2 separate regions of the Homo sapiens genome follow, and region 1 is linked to region 2. A link is an interaction called in ENCODE POLR2A ChIA-PET data of the cell type or tissue named here. Cell type or tissue: B cell. All regions are shown on one strand. Region 1 overlaps AKAP13 (A-kinase anchoring protein 13). Region 2 overlaps AKAP13 (A-kinase anchoring protein 13).

Region 1 (4,000 bases), 110 kb after region 2:
CGAGCCTTACATCTTCACACAATCTTCCTTTTCTAGAAAGTAACAATAGATTTTAAAATAGATTTTTCCATTAAAAAAAAGAAACTCAGGATGAGCACCCATGTCACACCTACTGTGGTAGCTACAATAAGAAAGATAACAAAAATAGGTGTTGACAAGAATGTAGAAAAATTGTTGAATGGTACAGCCACTTTGGAAAACAGTCTGACATCTCCTTAAAGTATTAAACATAAAGTTACCATGTATGTAACCCAGCAGTTCCAGTCCTAGGCGTATGCCCAGGAGAATTGAAAACATGTCCACACAAAAACTCTGAATGTTCATAGCAGCATCATTCGTCACAGTCAGAAAGTGAAAAAAAAAACAACCACCCAGATTTCCATCAACTGATGCATATAGATAAGTAAAATGTGGATATATCCATACAGTAGAATATTATTTGGAAATAAAAGAAGTAAAGTACTGTTACATGCTTCAACATGGGTGAACCTCAAAAACATTTTGCTAAGTGAAAGAACCCAGCATGAAAGACCAAATAATGTGTGACTCTATTTGTATGAAATGTCCTGAGTAAGCAAATTTGTAGAGATAGAAATACATTCGTGGCTCTCTAGGCACTAGGGGACAGGGGATGGGGGTGAGGCATGACTACTAATGGATATAGGGTTTCTTTTTGTCAAGATAAAAATGTTTAAAATTACATAGTGGTGATGGTTACACAACTCTATGAATATACTAGTACTATTGAATTATATACGTTAAATGGGCCAGTTTTCTAGTATGTGAATTACATCTCAATAAGGATGTTAAAATGCAAAATAACACACACACACTTTCTCTCTCTCTCTCTCTCTCACACACACACACACACACACACACACACACACACACACACACACACACACTAAATGCAATGTGGTGATTTGGATGGGATCCTGGAACAGAAAGAGAACACTAATGGGAAAACAAGTGAAATCCAAATAAAGTCCGGAGTTTACTTAATAGTAATGTACCAGTGTTGGTTTCTTAGTATTGACAACTGTGTTATGGTTATGTAAGATGTTAACGTTGGAGAAACCAGTGAGGAAGGGAGTGGGGATAAACGGGAACTTTCTGTGCTGTCTTTGCAAACTAAAGTTATTTCTACTTTTTATGTATACTATTTTTTGTATCAGCCTGAAGTTGTTACAAAATAAGTTTATCAAGATAAATTTTTTAAAAATAAAAGAAATATATAACCATTGAAGAAAATTTGGGAAACTACAGGAAAGTTAAAAGGAATATAAGTTGTCTCTTTGTGGTCGTTCAGACATATCCACCCAATTGAAAATAGATTAGGAGATTGCACCACAGAAGTGTAACATGTCAAGAGATTTTTGGCTGCCACTGTGTGTAAAATTTTTAATACTATATAATATATACTAATTGTTAATGTGGTGGATCGGAAATTGTTCCGTACTTGCAAGCTGGCAAGTTAACTTACATCCTGACACAGTTTCATGGGTGCTGGCTGAAGTCATGGCATTCTAGGGTCAGAGACAGGTAAATGTATTACTCATTGCATAGCCAGCAGCATCAGCATCACCTTCTCGTTGGTTCTCCTTGCTTCCTAAGCCCTATGCAGGCAACACGAAGGGGTCCAGGTTGATGCTGTGTCACAGCTGAGAAATCTAAACCTGAAGAAATCTGAATTTTTATACAGTGGACAGTAAGCCTGTGTGACCTTTGCCCTTGACTGAGACATTATCTTTATAATACTGGACAGAAACAAACCTGCCCTTTGCTTCGGAAGGAAACAGTATTTTTATCTTCTAAGGGTGTTTGATATACAAACAGTCTTGAAAAGATAGTCTAGAATAAAAGGACCATCAGGGCTTTTGCTGATAAAACCTGCAGAAATGCAAGAGGGACATGGAGAATTGTTTTCCAACATGATTATGTTCTCATCACTGTTATTATGTTCTCATCACTGTTACTCAGAAATTAGCATATTTACTTAAAGATATGTAACTTTAATTTTGTTCTAGTAGTATGTGTTTATTGTATATAATTTTGTAAAATATGAAACTCACTTTATGTAACACATGTACCTAAAATGACAGGAAAAGTATAGAGAGTCTTAGTTGCTTGCATATTCAAGGCAAATAATGTTCACTTTACTCATTGGCTGTGGAATGACATGTGGTATTGAGAAGGTAATGAAAAGTATTCTAAGAAATAAAATTTTTTTTTTTTTGAGGCGGAATCTTGCTCTGTCGCTAGGCTGGAGTGCTGTGGCGTGATCTTGGCTCACTGCAACCTCTGACTCCATGGTTCAAGCGATTCTCCTGTCTCAGCCTCCCAAGTAGCTGGGACTACAGGCATGTGCCACCACGCCCAGATAATTTTTGTATTTTTTCAGTAGAGACAGGGTTTCACTATGTTGGCCAGGATGATCTCGAACTCCTAACCTTGTGATCCGCCTGCCTCGGCCTCCCAAAGTGCTGGGATTACAGGCATGTGCCACCGCGCCCGGCAGAAATAGAATTTTAATAGGGTTTTCTAAACTGTTGGCCCCTTGTTGAAGGTCAAGGTAAGAGACAGTAATATGGTAATTCGTAGTAGTTCATTTCCACATTCTTTACTTATCACTAAAGAATCATCTGAGCTCTTTTATTTCTGTAAACTAAACTTGTTGCTGTATTCATGCAGCCTCTTCTTATTACAGGAATAATAGGGGCGGGGGGGGAGTAATTTTTTCCCTTCCAGCTTAAAAGTGTAGTTTTGTATTGCAGTACAGTGGTTCTATTAGCAGAGAATCTTATTTCACAGTAAGTAAAATTTGGCTCATTGCAAATGAAATGCCATTTGAAATTAAGAGAAAATTCTCTGAATGACTTTTTTTTTCTTTTTTTTTTTTTTTTTTTTTTTTTTGAGACGGAGTCTCTCTTTGTCACCCAGGCTGGAGTGCAGTGGCACAATCTCGGCTTACTGCAAGCTGAGCCTCCCGGGTTCACGCCATTCTCCTGCCTCAGCCTCCCGAGTAGCTGGGACTACAGGCGCCCGCCACCACGCCTGGCTAATGTTTTTGTATTTTTAGTAGAGACGGGGTTTCACTGTGTTAGCCAGGATGGTCTCGATCTCCTGACCTCGTGATCTGCCCACCTCGGCCTCCCAAAGTGCTGGGATTACAGGTATGAGCCACTGCACCCGGCCTTTTTTTTTTAAAAAGGAAAATGTGTTGTTTCAATTCTTTGAAAGATGTGGATAGGGTGTTGGTAAAGTTACAAAATTTGTGGTTACTTCCTTATTGTGTATACCTTAAAGTACCTTTCAGAAAGGATATTTTTAAATATGTGTAATCCCAGGGCACCTGCTGAAGATTCAGTTCCATTCAGGATTACTTTTAAATTTTTGGCATCATTTTGTAACACACCAGGAACTGAAACCTTGATGGCCCCTGATTCTTGCTGTTTTTGCTCTCTGTAATAGTAAAATAGCTGAACAGAGCAAATGATAAAGTGTTTTGTTTCATGTGGTTCTAGTTTGCCTGGTTATTTGCAAGCAGTTTAATTCCTTTCATTCATTTTATTGTCAGTTATAATTTGACAAAATGTCTCTAGCTTTCTGCCTTATGCCACTTAGCATATACAGTAAAACTGTTGATCTTTGTCAGCAGAAGAGTTTAAGATTCTCACTAAAGTGATCAGAAATATATTTTAGAGGTTATTGAATAAAATCAAGGCTTCTGTCTTTGAGCATACAAATATTCACAACTACTTAGTAGTTTGTTTAGATATTTCTGCTCATATTATTTAGAATTACATCTAAGTATGTCAGTTTTAATGATTAAAGGGTTATAATGTTAAGGTGTGTGGGAATTGTGAAGACTAAAATTTATTTTATATTTTATACTTCTGTTTTTGAGAATGTATTTGTTTTCAGCTTTATTCTGGTATAAATTTCCATACAACAAAATTAACCAATATAAGTTTATAGTTTGGTGAGCCTTGACAAATAT
Region 2 (4,000 bases):
TTCATATTGAAAGCATTGCTAAAAGGATTTCATCTGCCTATAATTAGCCACCTCCTCTGTCCCCAAAGGAAGGCCCAGACTTCACTAGTATCTTGGGGCACAGAGAGTCTCCCAGCAAGATGTTGGGTCTCATATGAGGACAAAATTCTTGATCTGGAAAAGGAAGATATATTCTTAGAATACCAGGTTAGAAATCAAAGTGAATTTTTTTTTTTTCCTGTAAAAGTCCAGATAGTAAATAATTTAGGCTGTGGGCTAAGTTCTCACGTAATCATTACCTTTTATGGCCCATTGTAGTGCAAAACTAGCCATGGATGATGGGTAAATGAATGGGTTGGGTTCAATTAAACCTTTATTTATTGACAGTGAAATTTGAATTTCATGTAATTTTCACATTAAAAGGATTAAAAGGCCTTCTTTCTTCCCTAACCCTAACCCCCACACCCGCCCCCACAAAATGTAAAACAGGGGATGGTGGGAGGCTGGAATTGACTTGTGGGTCATAGTTTGTCAACCTAGTCATAGTTTGTCAACCTGTGCTGCAAAGGATGGAACTTTTTATTTGTACTTTTTTCAGGCTGTGAGGATATTTCAGTACCTTGAGAAATGGACTCTTCTCATACACGCTGCAAAAACATCTTTTTAACTGGTTGCATCATGCCAAAGAAGATTACACATTTTACCAGGCTAAGCTTTTCAAAAATGTTTCCAAGAGAGAGTCTTATAAACAAGACAGAAGTCTAATTCTGAGTAGTAACTGAAGTCAGTGATAATTCTGTTTTACCAGCCGTGATATTCCTTGGATTAGGATACTGTTGAATGCTCCACTGTGGTAGTCGTAGTAGTCATGGACCCACTGGAGCATTGTTTGTTAATAGACCTGGTTCCTAGGTTTGACTTGATGATTTTTGCTTTTTAGTGTTTAGTAAAAAACTACCTTCTGCTCAGTTATGCTGCTGGGCTTAGTAAATTGTGACCACAGGGTGGTATGTTTCTCTTGTTGGCTTTAATTGTTGCTAAAATCGAAAGGAAAAATATTCTGTACATAATGAGAATTTACTCCCCTAATTATGATGCTAAAATGGCCCAGCCTTCTCTAGATTGATTTTTCTATAGTGCATTATTAAGATTTATATAGTATTAAATCTCAGTGCTTTAAACCTTGATGCTTTGTAATCTTTTGTTATGGTTACAACAGGAATTATATAGTTCGTAATTGGGAGAATGCTAATAATTAGGACTGTATTTCATAGAATATATTTAGCCACTGGCCTTGATTTAAAAAAAAAATCAATATATAAAAACTACTAAAGAGTATTTGCGGCTGGGTACGGTGGCTTACTCCTGTAATCCTAGCACTTTGGGAGGCTGAGACGGGTGGATCATCTGAGGTCAGGATTCGAGACCAACCTGGCCAACACGGCGAAACCTTGTCTCTACTAAAAATACAAAAAAATTTAGCTGGGCGTGGTGGTGGGTGCCTGTAATCCCAGCTACTCAGGAGGCTGAGACATGAGGATCGCTTGAACCTAGGAGTTGGAGGTTGCAGTGAGCTGAGATCACGCCACTGCACTCCAGCCTGGGCAACAAGAGGGAAACTCCGTCTCAAAAAAAAAAAAAAAAAAAAAAAAGCAACTGAAAGACAAAGATGTCTTACCTTCTAGTAGTTGCAAAGTCATAGACAAAGTTATTGGCTCAAGATTTTTGTCTGATTTTATGGGATTAATGTAGGGGTGGATAAAGAAGAGTAGGAATGTCAGATGGTCAGGAAATACAAATTATTAGAAAAGCAGCCTCCTATTGAAATAGGTTAAAAATATTATAGACCGAGAGTTGAACATGTTCCAGGAGCTTTCCTATACAGTCATGTGTTGTTTAAACTATGGGGATACGTTCTGAGAAATGTGGTATTAGGTGATTTTGTTTGTTGTGCAAACATCATAGCATATACTTAACACAAACTTGGATGTTGTAGCCTGCTGTGCACTTAAGCTGGAGCCCAAGCTCGTCTTCTTTGCACTCTACCCTTTCCAGGCAAGCCTGTTGCTGGAGAATGTATGGACTTGGTAATGATTTATGGGATATAGAATTTAGAGAATTATTGTCAACTGGAACACAGGAGTTAAGGAGCATTCTGAGTATAAGGATGTGATCATTTATTATACCCCCTCCATCCTCTCTGCCTTATTTTTGGATTTTCTTCTATGTCTCCCCCTGCCCCTCCCCTTTTTAACCCATTCATCAAGTAAAGTTTTCCTTCATCTTGTTGATTAACTTACTTGTCTAATGACCTCCACTAAAATGTAAGTTTAAAGAAGAGAGAGCGATCTTATTTTCAGGTTCATTCTGTATTGTGAATGCCTAGATGATTGCCTGGTGTATAAGTGCTCAATCTTTATACTTGTTTCAGCTTACCAGAATGGGGGCATGGTTTAGATGATAAATTTGATTTTCCCTTAAATATGATGTTTGATAAAGATAGGCTGCGAAGAGGAACCTTACTAATGTAAACTTGCTATATTGTTTCCTTTCCTAGGGTGATTGTGTTGTTACAGTGCTGCTTGCTGAAGAGGACAAAGCTGAAGATGATGTAGTGTTTTACTTGGTATTTTTGGGTTCCACCCTCCGTCACTGTACAAGTACTCGGAAGGTCAGTTCTGATACATTGGAGACCATTGCTCCTGGTAAGTATTTGAATGGGATCCTTACTAGCTTTTCCTAGTTCTTAAACCCTTTTATTCGATGTTTATGAGTATAGAGTGACAGGAAGAGTGAAGTGTAGACAGTATAAAAAAATTTATTAGTTTATAAAGCAGTTTGAATATCTGGTCCTGCTGGTATTGGAACAGATTGCCAGTTTTTTATTGCTGTGCCATTTTATGTATATTACTGTTATGTCGGCCACCTACCAAATTCTGTAAATTATAACTTATTTAAGAACTGGGATTATGACAGTTGAAAGCTGTATTTATCCTCCTACTTGGCAAAAATGATGTTGAAAATTCAAGGATTTAAAGATTCTAGAGAGTCTCTAGGTATATTATTGCCAAATTTTTATGGACAGGGAATAAAAGAAGGTAGTCAGCATAGATACCGATTTCTTTTCTGAAGAGTATTAGATATCCTTCCTTGTAACCCACAGCTCCAGTCATCTTGTTTCCTGTGATGTATATCATATCAGAAAGGCTTTTCTGGAACTTGAGGTCTGCTCTCTAGCAGGTACCATCCAGTATCACCATTGCTGAACATTTATTATGTGTTGGTGATGGGGAGAAACAGCTTCTTAACCTAGGTATAATCGATCAGTCCGTGACTCAGTTCTCATTAGGAAAGGAATTGAGGTAATTTTTATAAACATAATACTTCCTATAATAGGAACACTTTAGGGTTAAAGTTCGAGGGCTGTGTGTTTATATACCTGTGTGTGCATATATATCTAGAAAGGGCATATAAGTAGATACAAGGAGACTGCAAGCAGATATAAGGGAAAAGGCAAATACAAAAAGCATGGCCTGTGTCCTAACTGTGATCCTCAGTCACAAATCCCAACAAAGTCTGTTCTATTGGTGGAGAGGGATGTACCTGGAAGCCCTTATGCCTTTACTGGTAAGGTCCTTAAATTAGGATGGGCAGCAGGCAATTACTTTCTCAGAGTCACTGAACTTGTATGACAGCCTGGAGCTCTAAGTTTGTACCAGATCCTTGTACATTGTCCTCAGCCTCCCTTTCTGAGCTCTAGTTCACATTTCTTCCCTTGACTTTGATTCTAGTACCACTTTATATATGTCTATGTAAGTACCCTTGCCCTGCCTACCCAAGCCAAGCAGAATGGGTATTAGACTCTGCTCCTTTCCTCTAATTTGGTCCGAATCCTCAGAAATCATTCCTGACCCCTTTGCTTTGGCCCTGTAGTCCTACCTAGTACCTGGCTTTTCTTCTGTTTTCTGCTAATCATCTCTCCTCTTAGCCACATTTCAGTATTTTTCCATCATGCTTATGA

What was found. ChIA-PET counts read pairs that join two places held together with the same protein. Peaks named below come from ENCODE experiments on the same cell type or tissue, not always from the same donor. Only the 100,000 strongest peaks of a DNase experiment are listed, where the experiment ranks them.
Region 1: POLR2A ChIA-PET joins it to region 2 with 9 read pairs; 2 of 35 experiments call an interaction of 5 or more read pairs at or near these places.

What each region holds. Positions count from the first base shown.
Region 1 is chr15:85,630,649-85,634,648 of GRCh38, forward strand. All of the region lies in intron 8 of AKAP13 (A-kinase anchoring protein 13), which reads left to right. Among named protein-coding and RNA genes, the nearest start is that of LINC02883, 130 kb to the right of the region's middle. In B cell, no CTCF peak of the experiment used is centred here; no DNase peak of the experiment used is centred here; H3K27ac peaks cover 429 bases.
Region 2 is chr15:85,518,892-85,522,891 of GRCh38, forward strand. It overlaps AKAP13 (A-kinase anchoring protein 13), which reads left to right. Exons shown (of 37, transcript NM_007200.5): 3 at 2,537-2,684. Among named protein-coding and RNA genes, the nearest start is that of AKAP13, 140 kb to the left of the region's middle. In B cell, no CTCF peak of the experiment used is centred here; no DNase peak of the experiment used is centred here.